2 separate regions of the Homo sapiens genome follow, and region 2 is linked to region 1. A link is an interaction called in ENCODE POLR2A ChIA-PET data of the cell type or tissue named here. Cell type or tissue: OCI-LY7. All regions are shown on one strand. Each heading gives the region's core, and the rest is flanking DNA. Links, peaks and the distances in the headings are about the cores only.

Region 1 (7,790 bases), core at 1,941-6,940:
CTAGTAGTATTGTCAGAACTCCACAATAAACTTCTTGTATGCCAGTCTACATCTGTTTCCCAATCTCTTTCCCAGGGAGCCCAACTTAATTCAGTTGTAAGGGGAGTGGTCTGAAGAACCAGAGTCTGAAATGGAATTTTGGAGCTGGATTATCCACTGGTTAGGTGGCAGTGAGGGCCCCCTGTAATGGACAGTTTCTAAGGTGACCTCGTCATGATCTCTATATCCTAATATCTCTGTTTTTGTATAAACTTTTCCTCTTGTGTGTGGGTAGGACCTGCAAATTCCTCCTAAACAATAGAATATGGCAAAAGTGACAGGATGTACTTGATTATATTTATGTAATTGAGTTGCATACTACTGTAACTATGTTGCTGGGACCATCTCTCCCTTAGTGGCTTTGAAGAAGCAAGTTGGCATTTTGTAAGCCATCACACAGAGAGGTTCATATGATAAAGGGGTTAATGGTAGCTTCTGACCAACAGCCAAAGAGGAACTGAGTCCTCAGCCTGGCAGCCTGCAAGGAATTGAATTCTGACAAATACCATATGAGTTTGGATGTGGTTCCTTTCCAGTTGAGCCTCAGATGAACTGCATCCCCAGCTGACATCTTGATTAGAGCCTTGCAGAGGACAGTGATAAGTCATGCCCAGACTCCTGATACACAGCAACTAGAAGACAGTGTCATTTTAAGTTTGTGGTAATATTGTTATGCAGCAATAGAAAACTAATAGGCTATCACTGATGATGGATGGATAGAATATGGAGCATTGATAGCCCTGACATGTGGTAAGTGTAGCTGTGCAATTGCTGAAACTTTCACTGGAGATGGCTAGGCTGGGAGACCTGTGGATGTGAATGCGCCTGCAGGTGCAGTAGCTCAAGTTTTGAGAGGTTCAAGGAAGGTGTTAGTTATAAAGTTAGTGGAATTAGATTCCCCTTGTTGAGTGCATAGATGTCTGAGGCATGCCAGATACCTCCTACAAGTTAAAGGGTAAATTATCTCATCTTGTTCTTCCTATCTTTTTTCTTTATTTTCTGAAGGCACAATATTTACTTGAAAATATTGCTTTGAGGCATTTCTTGAATGACACAGATGACTGACAGCTTTAAGTGAAGCCCAGAACAGAAAAAAAATTCTGCATCATTTCTAGGCTGTGTGAAAAGCACTTCTGCTCCTTGGGCCATACGACGTTACAGAACCTATGAAATTACAGATGTCAGTGACAGGAAAAGATGCTTTGGAATTAATGGGAAGTTTCAGTGGGAAAATCACAAAGAAGAGCTTAAGGACTCTGGAGCAAAACCATGTGATCTTTAGCAAAAACATTATGCACTGTTTGAAAAATGGCTCTTGGCATACTATTTGAGCTCTGAGAGAGACAGAATATCTCCCCTTGAGATGTCAGGTGATCACAAGATATGTCAAGTGGCTAGGACCACCCACTGGGAGCTGCGTTTTGTCAGACCACCAACTCATAAGGTCCAGTGGGCCCAATGTCTACCTATGATAAAGTGGAGGTGATATACCCAGAACTGGGTATGGGCTGGCCATAGCACAAGTAAGCTGCATGAGGATGAGGCCAGACGCCTATATTGTCCCCCACTGTTGCACTGGTGCCTGTCTCTAAGCTCAAATATATGGCTGTTTGGGTAGGGGAGGGAAAAAGTTGAGCTTGTTTCATGCGTTGGCTGGCTTGGGAAGTGGAAGCAGGCTGAAAATGGACAGCTGTTGCACTGTGATCCTGACAGTGCAGGATCACTAGATAGTGATCAGGCAAAATCCTCTCAATGGTTCAGACTTTATGCAGTATACATTCTCATTCATTTTACACATAAGAGAAGTAGTCTGAAGTAAGAATATGTAATACTCGTGGTAGTGGCAGATGTCTTGGCTCTTTGGTTGAGGGACTGAAAGTTAGAAGATTGGGAAGAAGAAGGTCTGTAAAAGAGGTAGGTGAGTGGACTTGTTGGAGTGAGCACAAAGCATGAATATCTTTGAATCAGTCTCATGATGATGCCTCTCAGATCGCATCTCACCTGGAAGAGTCAGTGAACAATCACATAGACAGGACGATTCCACCAGTTGAAGTTACTCTCTGTTTTTGTCCACCTGATGGTGGCACAAAAGGCACATGGATGGAGTAGCTCTGGTGCAGAGATGGAGGCTCTATAGGGTGGCAAGGACGGAGGTTATGCATGGAACTTGCAGCAAGGACTGTCACTGAGCAATGCTGATCTAGCTACTGCTACTGCCAAATGCACAAACTGCCAGCAAAAGAGACTAACATTAAGCCCTTAAGACAGCATGATCCCTCAAGGAGACCAGCCAGGCACTGGCTGGATAGTTGATTACGTTCCACCTTGGAAGGGTCAGTGATTTAACTTGACTGAGATTAGTACCTATTCTGATATAGGTTTGCCTTCTTTGGCCACAGGACTTTCATTGGCCAGCACCATTATCTGAAGACTCACATAGATATGGGATCCTGAAAAGCATTGTCTCAGACCAAGAAGCCCACTTACCTTATGGTATCTGATGTGTGACAGTAGATACATGTCTGTGGTGGGCTGAATAATGCCCCCCGTCCCAAGATGTCCATGTTATAATCCTCAGAACGTGTAAATATGTACCTTTACGTGGCAAAAGGGTCTCTGCAGATGTGATTAAGTTAAGCATCATCTTCGGATGGAGAGATTATCCTGGCTTATCCAGGTGGGCCCATATAATCACAAGAGTTCTGATAAGAGGGAGGCAGGCGGGTGAGAGTGAGAGAAAGTGATGTGACTACAGAAGCGGAGTCAGAGAAGAAGATGCCGTGATGGAGTGGAGGTGCAAGAGAAAGAGAAAGATCTGAAGGTGCTACGCTGCTGGCTTTAAAGGTGGAGGAAGGGCCAGGAGCCAAGAAATGCAGGTGGCCTCTAGAAGCTGGAAGAGATCAGGAAAAAAATTCTCCCCTAGAACCCGTGAAGGAAATGTAGCCTTATTTACATCTTGATTTTAGGACTTCTGACCACCAGAAATACAAGATAGTTTGTTTTAATCCAGTAAATGTGTCGCAGTGGCAATAGGAGACTGATAAAATGTCCATTGGATCCACTTATCCTATTACCTAAAATGCCACCCAGAACCTGCTGTTGATGGAATAGTGCTGTGGTCTTTTGAAGGTCTCATTGAGGCACAGCTACACATAGTAGACTTTAAGTGAACACCTATTCTGTGATGCTGTGTTTCTGATAGAATATATGAGTTCAGGAGTCCAGAGTGGAAGTGGTAGTAGCTCTACTTTCAGTGACCTCTTAGAGAATTTGTGGTTTCTGTTCTGCTCAGGCTCCCGGTTCCAAAAGGTGTAACACTTCCACCAGAGGACCTAGTAAGAACCCCATTGGACTTTAAGTTATGGTTGCTTTCAGTCGCTTCAGGCCCTTCAGTCCAAGAGACCAGCAGATAAAGAAAGGAGTCCTACACTGGCAGGTATAAGTGACCTCTATTAGCAGGAGTAGATAGGGCTGCCATTACATATGGCCACAGAGAAGAATATGTCTAGCACTTAGGTGATCCATGACTGTGTCTCTTGATACTCCTTACTTAATTTTGACATTAAATGAACAAGTACAGTCACCATGGTCTGAGAAGGGCATGGTGACCAGCGGCTCAGATTTCTGAGATGAGAGTGTGGGTAATTCTGTTCATAGGCTCTCTAGACTAGCAGGGGTTCTAGCTGAAGGAGAAATCAATCTAGGACGCATGTGGAAGAAAGGCATTATGAGTTTCAGTTGTAGCACTGAAACCAGCTACAGCAACAAGGGCTCCAGTTCATACCATGTGTCTTCCTCTTTTAGGTTTCAACAGGAAAAAACAAACAACTACCCACAGTCCTGGACATAGGATGAACTCTCTAGAGAAGCAAGTGGGTCTGAGCAATGCTGGGGATGGACTGTAATGGATTTCGCAGTGTATTGCCCGGATTGCTCTCTTGGGAGCGAGTCCCTTATTTCCCAGCTGTCAGAAGTGTTGGCTGCCGACAGCTCACAGCTGAGCCCTTTGCTGAGACTTGTCCTCAGCTGACGACTGCTTCCTGGCTTATGGTCATGTCACCTCCCTGAGGTGCAGTTTGCTTCAAGTGACTTAACATTGCAGTGGTACAAAGACCTAGTCCTGTCCCCCTAATGTGGAGACAACTCCAAGGGCCAGGCCAATTCCAGAACTCCCTGTGAGTTTGGCTGATACCTCTGTTTTTAATTGATCCTCAGTTCACTTCTCCCTCTATCTAATTCTGCTTCTCTGACATCTTTACAGGTTGTGTTCCTGAGTATACTTGCTAGTAACCTTCCTGCATACAAGTTTTTGTTTCAGAGCCAGTTTCCTGGGGGAACTGAAACCTAGACAATTATAATGAGTAAAGGACATAATCTGTCATTTCACCTGCTTAAAATAATGATGACATTATTTATGACATCGTGTCATGACCCAAATTTCTCACCTTAGGATTTTGTTTTAGAATTAAGTACTCACGAAGACACTACTTTCCTGAAAACCTGTTCTCTCCCTTTATTAATGAAAAACTAGACAATTGATCATTATTCCCTTTATATTTGGCTACTGAGAGAATAAACTTGATATTTTGTTACAGTCCTTCCCCAAATTCTGAAAAAGTTGTTAAAACATCTGTAGCAAATGGAAGCAGATATCACTTTTATTACAATAACGGTTAAGTGGGAGGATAGAGCTTAATGTAAAGCTAAGAAAGCTCTCTCCTCTAAACCTCAAATGCTAGCAATTTTATCCATCCACTCACTTTAGTACAGGCAGGGCAGTTCTCCCTATGCAACAGGGAGGAAATTGCCTGCTCCTCGAAGGCTCCTACCTCCTCGTTGGATGAAAAGAGGAAGGGGATATAGGCTATTGATGCCTGATTTCTCCTTCCTAACTCAACAATAAAATAAGTTGTTACATTTCGCTACCAATATTCTATCATTGTTGTTCTCCCAATGATAGAATGTAGCTGGGCACCATGAACAAAGGATACCAATTAGGCAGTTACTGCTGTAGTTCAACATGACCCCATTGAGGGCCTCAAAGAAAACAGTTGGTATAGAGAAAAGAGGGCCCTTTGGGAAGTTTCATGCACAGGAAAAAAGTGACTGATCTAACGTGGGTGGGGAAAATGGAGACTCCTAGTAGGACCCCAGATTCTGGATGGATAATGGTTTCATCGAGATGAGGAGTCCAGGAAAAGGAGGAGATTTTGGGATGGGAGATGAAGAGTGCTCTTTATCTTCGCTAACTTGTTTCCTGGTCTGATAAGAATTTGAGGAAATATATTTAGAGAACATGATCACTCCTCCACTTATACACATTATACACATACCTCTGCCACTGATTTTGGGCTCAATCCAACCTATTCTCCACACTATTGTGATCTTTTAAAGCTGTACCATATGCAATGAAATGTAATTTGGCAATAAAAAAGAATGAAATACTGATGCACGTTGCAACATGAATAAACCTTGAAAATATGTTGCTGAGGTTGAGGCCAATCTCTCCCAGTCACTGCAGACTCTGTTGTAGTAGTCTCTATACCTATTGAAATCATGCTGAATACAGTCTTTCTTACCAAGGGAAAAAAAGAATATAATGCTAAGTGAAAGAAGCCAGACACAAGAGGCTACATATTGTGTGGGTCCACTTATATGAAACATCCAGAGTCAGCAGATCCACTGAAACAGACTGTGTAGACTAGTGGTTCCAGTGGCTGGGCGGGGAGGGGATGGAGAAGAGTTTGGGGAGTGACTGCTTCATGGGTATGAGATTTGTGTGTGTAGGTTGGTGGTGGGGGCAGGGTGGTGATGAAAATAATCTACAATTGCTGTGTATGACTGCACAACTGTGACTATACAGAAAGCACTCAATTGTACTTTAAAAGGATGAATCTTTTGGTATGTTCATTATATTTCAATAAATCTTATTTTTTAAAAATTCACTTAAAATCCCTCCATGATTTGTATTAAGCAGGGTAATTAGAGCTATTTGCCACAACAGCCAAACCTGTGAGCTGCTGATTCTCTTCACCCCCCAGAGGCATTCTGTTCTCTTCACTGAACGGCTTTGTGCCCCTGGAGGCTGGCCCCTGTGCACTGTGCCACCTGGGCTCCTTCCAGGCTGCCTTCTGATTGGGGTTGGCCAATGGGGAGCCCCTTTCAGGAGATGGAAGGGCAGGAGAAGAGGCAGGTCAGGGTATTTGTTTCCAGCTCGCTTCCTCCTGGTTCATAGCCTCTGACAGGGCCTGTGTGCTGCTGCTTTTTTTTTTTTTTTTTTTTTTTTGTTGAGGTGGAGTCTCACTCTGTCACCCAGGCTGGTGTGCAGTGGCTTGATCATGACTCACTGCAACCTCTGCCTCCCAGGTTCAAGTGATTCTCCTGCCTCAGCCTCCCGAGTAGCTGGGATTACAGGCACCCACCACCATGCCTGGCTAATTTTTGTATTTTTAGTAGAGACAGTTATTCACCATGTTAGCCAGGCTGGTCTCGAACTCTCGAACTCTTGACCTCAGATGATCTGCCCACCTCGGCCTCCCGAAGTGCTGGGATCACAGACATGAGCCACTGTGCCCGGCCTGTGCTTCTGACTAGAGCTCCTCTGGGTAGCTTCTCCTCTTTGGCTCCACTATTGGGGCTCTCATAACTCCACTTCCTCTCTATGCCCCTTCAGATCTAGAGGTCATAACAGCTTCCCACCTATCATGTTTCTTCCCTTACCCTGCCACAATTCTGAAAGGAGTTCTTTCATTAAAATCTATTTACTCGAACTATCTGGGGCAATTTGTCTCTTGAAAGAATTCCGATTGATACCCCCCAAATCTCAGTGACTTAATACTGGATTAATTCCTGAACATGCCAGTCTCATACAGGTCAGGTAGTCCTCTTTATTCTTAGAGCTCTGCCATCTGGAATACATGGCCTCCAACATGAGGCAGAGGAAGAGTGAGTTGGAAGATTGCTTGGGATGCTATTGGGAGCCAGGCCTAGAAGTGGCTTACATCACTTCCACCCTTGTTTCTTGGTCAGAACAAGTCACAAGGCCCCAAGCCAACTGCAAGGGAGACTGGGAGAGTGATGTGGGAGACATATGACATTGACTTTGGCAACGAAATTGCCTTCAGGCTTTAATAAACTCCTTAAAAAGGCATAAAAGACACATCGGCCTCTGGCCCCAGCCTACCTTGCCATCTTTATACCTGCCACTGCCCCACACTGTGCTTTTGCATAAGTTGTTTTTCTGCCTGATTTTCCATGTTCCTTCTCCTCCACTTGGATACTCAAGTATTTACTTCAAAATTAATCTCAGTAATTAACTCCTCCTGGAAACTTATCTTGACCAGCCCTTCCTAAGCTGGTTCTCTGTGCTACCACAGTCCCAGGAAGACGTCTCCATCATAACATTTCCATTTTTTTTTTCTTTTGAGGCAGAGTCTCAGTCTGTCACCCAGGCTGGGGTGCAATGGCACAATCATAGCTCATTGCACCCTCAAACTCCTGGGCTCAAGTAGTGCTCCCACCTTCAGCCTTGGGAGTAGCTGGGACTACAGGCTCACACCATCATGGCCAGCCTATTTTTGTGTCCTTTTTTGTTTTTGAGATGGGTGTCTCACTTTGTTGACCAGACTGGTCTCAAACTCCTGGCTTCAAATGATTCCCCTGCCTCAGCCTCCCATAGCGCTGGGATTACAAGCATGAGCTATGGTGCCTGGCCAACATTTACTATTTTGTGTTATAGTTTGACATTTCTT
Region 2 (7,790 bases), core at 1,292-6,291, 250 kb before region 1:
ACCACTTGAAGCACACTATGTAACCAAAACAGGAAAGAGTCATTCCTCTCAGTGGAGCCTTGCTGCAATTGCCAACCCACAGACTGTCAGCAAATAAACAACTGTTTTAGTCCAGTGAGTTCTGGGGTAGTTATGCAGGAACAGATAGCTGTTACAGGTATATGACAATCTCACATTGTAACTGTAGACTGTCCTATTTTTCCTTGCAGTCTGTCAATTGTTACTTTTTTTAAGGTTACAGTATTAGGTAGATACATATCCAGGATTGATCTTTTATCATTTTGTACATCACCATGACATATCATTACTTTTTACATAGTCAATGTTTTTTAAGATATGCCCTCATATTTACACTTTCTTTTCTCTTCATTGATACTCCATGGCCATTTCTCCCAGTTTTTATTCTGGAAATGTCTTTGGTCTTGTTCTTCAAAGACCCTTCAACTGGGTTAACAAGTATTTTCTTTCAGCACGTTGAAAAAAACCAACTGACAGCCTTTTAAACAAACTCAGTATTTTAACTTGTAATGTTGCTACCAAAAATTAAGCAATTATTCTCACTGTCCCTCTTTTGAAAGCTAATATTTTTTTCTGTGGCTGCTTAAAAGATCTCTTTCTTTGTTTTTGGTGTTCAGGTGATTCACTATAATTTGTCCACCATGATTTGTATTTATTCTGCTTGGGGTTTACTGGGCTTCTTGACTCAATGGGTTGTTATCTGTAATCAATTCTGGGAAATTCTCAAGTATTAACTCTTAAACACTGTCTCTCTTCCATTCTGTCTTCTCCTTCTGAAACTCCAAGTAGGTAAGTTGTACATCATTTTGCCCTTCATTGCTCTTAGCAACTTGTATTTTTTATTTACTTTTTCTGTGTTGAAGTCTAGATAATTTCTACAGGTCTCTTATATTTAACCAATTTGTTTGCTGACATGCTATAAAATGTCCAACTGATTGTTTTTTAAATATCAATTATACTTAGATTAATTTTTACGTATTTTCTTTAGTTCTTTATCGAATCCATCATTCTCTTATATTTAGCCAATTTTTTCACTGACATGCTATAAAATCTCAAAACTAAAAATATCAATTATACTTAGATTAGTATTTATGTTTTCTTTAGTTCTTTATCAAATTCATCACTTCATATTTCTTCTTACAATTTCTTCTCATATTTTAAAGTTTCTCTTTTATTTCTTTAAGCATATTAACACATTATTCTACATTTACATAGATAATTACAACCATTGTTGAGGGTCTATTTCTACTGTCTATTGTTTTTGTTAGTTCTTGCTCATGGTGTCTTGTTTGTGAGTTTTAAGAATTTGACTATGATAATGTTGCTTGATATCCTTGGAAATTAACCTAAAATGCCATTCACATAATTTCAGAGTGACTGGGAATAAGATAAATGTCACCTAGATTACTTTCATTTTACAGACATGGAAACCGAGGCCTACAAGTCATACAACTACAATAGGGTAGAAATGAGGCTGAACTCAGGCTCCTAGTGCCCTAATTCAATGCTCTCTCCATTATACAGGCTGCCTTCTATAAAATCCAGGTCTCATTATTAATACTTTGCCCATAGCACTAAAATATTCTTTTTGCTTTCAAGTTAGATCTGCGAATGATTTCATGCAAATTATTGGACTATTTGAAGGTATACTACCAGTTTCTATAAAAATATGCACAATCAAAACAAAAATTTCATTTACTTGTTCTGAATTTTCTTTGCTTGTTTTATTTTCTTCATCCTCTTCTTCCTCTGGTTCCACTGGTGCAGGAGTCAGTGATGCCACAAAATGCCACAGAATATCATGGAGAGAAGTGGTTTGGATGACATTACACAGAAGCCAGTTGAAAGCCTGAAGAAATGACGGTTAAATGAGTTCAAGAATAAAATACATGAGTTTAAAAAGTACTCAGAAATAAAGTACCTCCATGGATTAAGACTTCAAAGAAAGATACTAGAAAATCTTTTTTAATTAAAAAAAATGCCTTATAGTTTTACTATTTGTTTTTCTTTTTAAGAGACAGTGTCTCGCTCTGTCACCCAGGTTGGAGTACAGTGGTGTGATCATGGCTCACTGCAGCCTCAAGCACCCAGGCACAAATGATCCTCCCACCTCAGCCTCCCAAGTAGCTGGGACTACAGGTGTGTACCACCACACCCAGCTGATTTTAAAACTTTTTTTTTGTAGAAATGAGGTCTCACATGTTGCCCACGCTGGTCTCAAACTCTTGCGCTCAAGTGATCCTCCCTCCTCCGCCTCCCAAAGTGCTAGGATTACAAGCATGGGCTACTATGCTTGGCACCTTGAAAATCTGACCTTTATTTCACTGAAAGCACACGGAACTTGAAACAGTTAATAATTTGGGGTTTTAATTTAAAAAAAACAGGAAAAATAATTTATAAGATACAATACCAAAATATTTTTTCAAATCACATTTTACTTTGAAAATTCATTTTAATATTAATTTATTCAAGCACATTTTTTCCAACTTGCATCTGGATGAACACAAAGTGTATCTCAAGCTCTAGGCAAGCAACCATTTACTTAAATATATTCATATAATTCCCATCCATGAAGTGGTAGGTTATTTATCACATTTGATAAAAACACAGATTTACTATATATAGGCCTGTAATATACAGTAATCCTATTATTTCCAGAGACCAAAGGCCCAGAGAAGTTATTACTGGTCAACTTACCACTCAAAAGCCCTACTCCTTATCTTCTTTCCATGATTACTCTGTCATTTCATTCTAATAAAATGACATTCTGAGTATAAAAAGCTTTTAAAAAAAAGATAATCTCAAGATTCAAATAGTAAAGCAATACAGAAATAAATTTCTTTAGGGTGCTTAAATATGAAATTCTAAATTCATTTATATTCATAAACTTTAGAGTCTGATTTTTATAGGAACACTTAATACTTTTAATTGGCTAATGCCTTTTAATTTCACACAATTTCTGTTGGTAAAAAAGTGGCATCGTGAAATAGAATCATCACATGATTTGTATAATCAATGAATCAGTAATTTCATTAATGTCTTCATACCTCCATAGCAAAAACTCGACAAGCAGATTTCCTTAGGGCCTGTTTCATTGCTATTTCAAGACCTTCTAGATCATGATGTTGTATAACAAAAGCTAAAACTGGCCACTGGAAATTTCGTTCTCCTTTAGAAAGAGAGCTGTGGGCTGAGATTAGCCGAGAAAGCTCAGGAGACGGATGTCTCAAAAGGGAAGAACCAACTTCTATTAAAGAAAAAGAAAATTATTAATTTTCATAGGCAGTGCATATATATTTAAGATAATAATATCTAATATATTCACTTAAAGCCTTTGTCATTGGTTTTTTGAACATGACACAAATCATAACAATTTCAACTTTTACTGAGGAAACCAAGGTTCAGAAAGATTAAATATGTTACTCTCTGAAAGTCATATAGCTATTAAGTTGTAGAGGTGGGTTTTGAATCAGAGCTGAATCTAAAGTTCACCTTTTCTAAAACACTCTAAAAGCTAAGTGATTTATATTTTCTCTAAATGAAATCTACATCTCATCTGCATCATTTTCTAAAAGATGGCTTTATAAGAAACATTTCTTAACAGGAGGTCAAAAATATTTGTTGAATGAACCTATAAATTGCTGGACAATCTTCAATAATGTTTTTCTTAAAAGTCTTCAGTAAGATAACTTAATCATCTGACTATAATTTTTAGGCCAAATCTTCATTTTAGCAAGTGATCTCTCTGATAATTGATCACTATATTACCCTGTTCTTCTTGGGTTTTTAAAATTATTCTTGAGGTAGAATCCCCAGCTCCAATTTGGGGCTGTTGATACCAACTGGTCCAGATCATGTAACTGTTTTTTTTTTTTTTTTAAATCGATTAAGGGCTATTTATATCCCCAAAGTTTTATTATCTACTTAGAATGATGGCAGCTCCAAGAGTTATCAAGCTTCAGTTGGGGTGGAGAGATAACTGTGAATGTGTACGTCATTGGAACTCCTGGTCCACAAAAGTTTAGTGGAAGGGATAATGGTTGTAACATTTGGCTTAGATACCTAACAAGTAAGATTGTAAAGGTCAATTTATTCTCGAACAATCACTGAATGATCTCCAGATTTCCCTTCAACTAAGATGCAAAATTTAGAGATGCACATTTATAGCTATGTCATATAGAAGGAATGTCAATCACACATTAGAAATTATCCCATGCCTTTTCCTTCAAAAATTAAATTTTAAAAATTATATGCAAATAAAACAATTTTTTTATTTGTAGTAGTCAGATCACTCAATATTCTTTTTTATCCTCATACTTACCAGTGTCTCCACTGTTAACTCTTCTTCTAGGAATAGCTTTAACTCGTGCAGGTAAAATGGAGTGTTGTTTATCATATTCGGAAGCAACAACTGAGTATGATCTTTGGAAGACAGTTCTCTTTGCAAGATCAGTATCAGTTATGGGACTGGTTTCTAAACTGTACATGGAACAATGCAACAGATACAAACTCAGAAGAGCTGAATGAAATGTAACTATACTTATAATGATGCAAAATATGTGACTCAATATTTCATGTGGAGAAACAAAATCAAAGCCAAATTGATAATCTCTCTTTAAATCATAATTTGATCTTTTCAAATGCAGTAACATTTTGACTGATTTCAGCATTGTACCTTAAAACTTATGGTTTTCTTAAATCTACTTTGTATTTTAAATGAAAAAGAAGAAAGGTTTCCAAGCTCCTTTTAGAATCAAAAGCACTGGGGTGGAATTCATGTATCATAATATTCAGGAAAAACAGTCAGATATAATCGTAAGTGCACCAAATAGAAAGAAAATGGATATGTACACATGAAAACCTAATAAAACAGGAAGCAAAATTTGGTTCCAAAGTTTTCTTTTGGTGTCTTCAGTGTTCTGTGAGGTTTCTCACTCTTGGGAAATGTTGCCCAAAGCCCTTGGAGGATGGCTGCATCAAGGTGTCATGAGAGGTAACAAACTGATTTTTGGCACCAGTGTTGTATTTACACTCTATAAAAGAACTTAATGGTTTTATTCAGGCTTAAGTAAACTAACAGCTTTTCTATTTATTAAAGCAACATTTAAAAATACTTACAAAGTTATTAAGAGAGCTATACAATTTCCTTTATTGACACATTTTATAAAAAAAGAGAAATCCCTTCTCTTTCTTATTTCTCTAAAACAAATTTAGAAACTATTCTTTTCGTGAGCTCCTTTTTCTGTCACCTGAATTCAAATTGGAATATTTTTGCTCACCGTTGGTTCTGGAGTTTTTTCCATCATTCAAGCCAGGTTTGAAATCCTGTGTCCCTTGGTAAAATTATCTATTTTCTAATAGACGGCTAACTGCCTAGGTGTTTTCTTTACTCACCACTTCTCTAAGCTTATGTACATTCTTGTTTGAATAGACTATAAATACTGTACATAACTGATTGGCAGTAAATGTCCCTGGGTGTTAGTATAGGTTGCTTGGTTCCAGAATGACTAGAATACAGGGAAACATTAACTTAATTCACTTTATATATGGTGTTACTATAAAGCACAGACATTTGTTCTGTTTTCAGAGGAAGTTTTCTACTAACTTAAAAAAAATTACACAAATTTAAAAAGTGACTTTTTACCAAAAAAAAAAAAAAATTGCTTGTGAAAGAATTCAAGCAACACAAGAAAATCCAAAGAAGAAAGCAAAGATGACATCTTTAATTGAATGGCTACCCTGAGCCAGGTAATTCCTTGTTAGGCTGTCTTGCCTCCTGTAGGATGGTTAGCAACATCCCTGGCCTCAACTCACTAGGATGCCCACTCAACTAGCCCAGTTGTGACAAAGTTATTTCCAAATATTTCCAGATGTCAACAGAGAGGCAAATATCACCCTCAATTGAGAACCACTGATTTAATGAATTCATTTATTCATCAACTTTTTTTTTTTAAATAGAAGGGGTCTTGCTCTGTCACCTAGGCTGAAGTGCAGTGACACAATCGTAGCTCACTGTAACCTCAAAATCCTAGGCTGAAGCCATCCTCTTGCCTCAGCCTCCTGGATTTTGATCCTAAGGGGTAATAGTAACCCAATGAGAATCACACTTGTCAGACTAGCCTCAAAACAGTTTCTAACTCTTTTAAAAAGTGTATCTCCTTTAGAAATACTTTATCACTTTTAAAGATATAAAAGGTTGCACTGCACTCTGGAGAAAATGTCAAGAGCAGCTTCAAAGAAATTCTGACGAGTAATCCACACAGTTGGGGAGGGGAGAAGTTGCATGTATTTTTAATGAAAAAAAAAAAAAACCTCATTTGGATATATATGTCCCATTGCGCTCATTAAAGTATTTATTATATTAGTTTATAATTATAGTTGTATAGTAGTAACACAGTGGCATGCTCTTTTAATAAGCACATTCTCTTTTCATTCAGCAAATGTCTTCCTTTCCAATGATACCATGTTCACAGTTATTCGTGACTGAAATCTTCATGTCATCTTAAACTTATCTTTTTCATTATCCAGTTAGTCAACAAGTCACACTTATTTTTCCTACAAAATATATCTCTTTAATCCATATGTCAGCTTCTCAATTGTCACTGTGAGACTACCTTTGCATTTTTATCACATCATTCGTCCTCTAAAAAAGTTTCAGTGGTACTCTATTTTTTTTTTTCCTCAAGCTGGAGTTCAGTGGTGCAATCTCAGCTCACTGCAACCTCTGCCTCCCAGGTTCAAGTAATTCTCCTGCCTCAGCCTCCCGAGTAGCTGGGATTACAGGTGTGTGTCACCATGCTCGGCTAATTTTTTGTATTTTTAGTAAAGACAGGGTTTCACCATGTTGGTCAGGCTGGTCTCAAACTCCTGACCTCAGGTGATCCACCCGCCTTGGCCTCCCAAAGTGCTGGGATTACAGGTGTGAGCCACAGCGCCTGGCCTCTATTTTCTTGTGTATTACATTATTGTAACAAGTTTCTATTCAGCTTTCCGAGAAGCTCTTTACTCTGATACTACCATACCTAAGTTAGGAGGCACTGTAAACAATAATCCAAGAAGTTTAAGATTTATTTTCAATGCCACTGCTCCCATGAAAACTCAAAGTAACCCTTCCCTACTCTGATTTACTACAGCATTAAGTAATGTCATATAATGTAATCTTTAATTCCTTCACTAGTTGATCTCTTCTCTCCAACTAGTCTGCCTCTCCCATCAAGGACCTTACCTTAGTCATACATGTATGCTTTTTCTTACTGCTCCAGCAGTTAGCAAAACTGGCTCACAGATGTATTAAAGAACTTCTACAGGACTCTTTTCTAGTTCAAAGTCTTTCTTCCACCAAACACTAGCTATTCAACAGACAGGAGAGAACTAAAATACCTTGGTGGCATAGACTTCATATTGCTCTCTGGCTCTTCAAATACATTAGGACTTGCATCAGGAGTTACTGATATATACGGGGCAGGTACAGATGTTGAACGTAGATATCTCATTTCATCCTGGAATAGATTGTCATCTTGATAGCCCACAAAATTTTCATGATGATGCCTGCATTAAATCAAACCCAATAACTTAAAGCATGATGGCAATACAGATCCTCTCCATTTTTAATCTCTTTCATAACAGGAAAAGCAGCACATGTAAATCATAGTTAAAGGCAAAGCATTAAAATAATCGTAGATGTAGGTAGGTGAAAATAAAAGTCTGATAATTTTATTCATCAACATTCCAGGTACCACGAACATTTCAAATCCAAAATTGAACTCAGTTTC

Evidence for each region. ChIA-PET counts read pairs that join two places held together with the same protein. Peaks named below come from ENCODE experiments on the same cell type or tissue, not always from the same donor. Only the 100,000 strongest peaks of a DNase experiment are listed, where the experiment ranks them.
Region 2: POLR2A ChIA-PET joins it to region 1 with 5 read pairs; 2 of 35 experiments call an interaction of 5 or more read pairs at or near these places.

What each region holds. Positions count from the first base shown.
Region 1 is chr13:77,335,229-77,343,018 of GRCh38, forward strand. No RefSeq gene overlaps it. Among named protein-coding and RNA genes, the nearest start is that of MYCBP2, 12 kb to the left of the region's middle. RefSeq lists an enhancer at 4,073-4,262. In OCI-LY7, for the core only: no CTCF peak of the experiment used is centred there; DNase peaks (open chromatin) are centred at 3,813, 4,073 and 4,363; H3K4me3 peaks cover 2,280 bases; H3K27ac peaks cover 2,625 bases.
Region 2 is chr13:77,085,767-77,093,556 of GRCh38, forward strand. It overlaps MYCBP2 (MYC binding protein 2), which reads right to left. Exons shown (of 83, transcript NM_015057.5): 59 at 7,399-7,566; 60 at 4,340-4,497; 61 at 3,066-3,265; 62 at 1,718-1,867. It overlaps MYCBP2-AS1 (MYCBP2 antisense RNA 1), which reads left to right. Exons shown (of 4, transcript NR_046716.1): 4 at 1,786-2,010. Among named protein-coding and RNA genes, the nearest start is that of MYCBP2-AS2, 8.5 kb to the left of the region's middle. In OCI-LY7, for the core only: no CTCF peak of the experiment used is centred there; no DNase peak of the experiment used is centred there.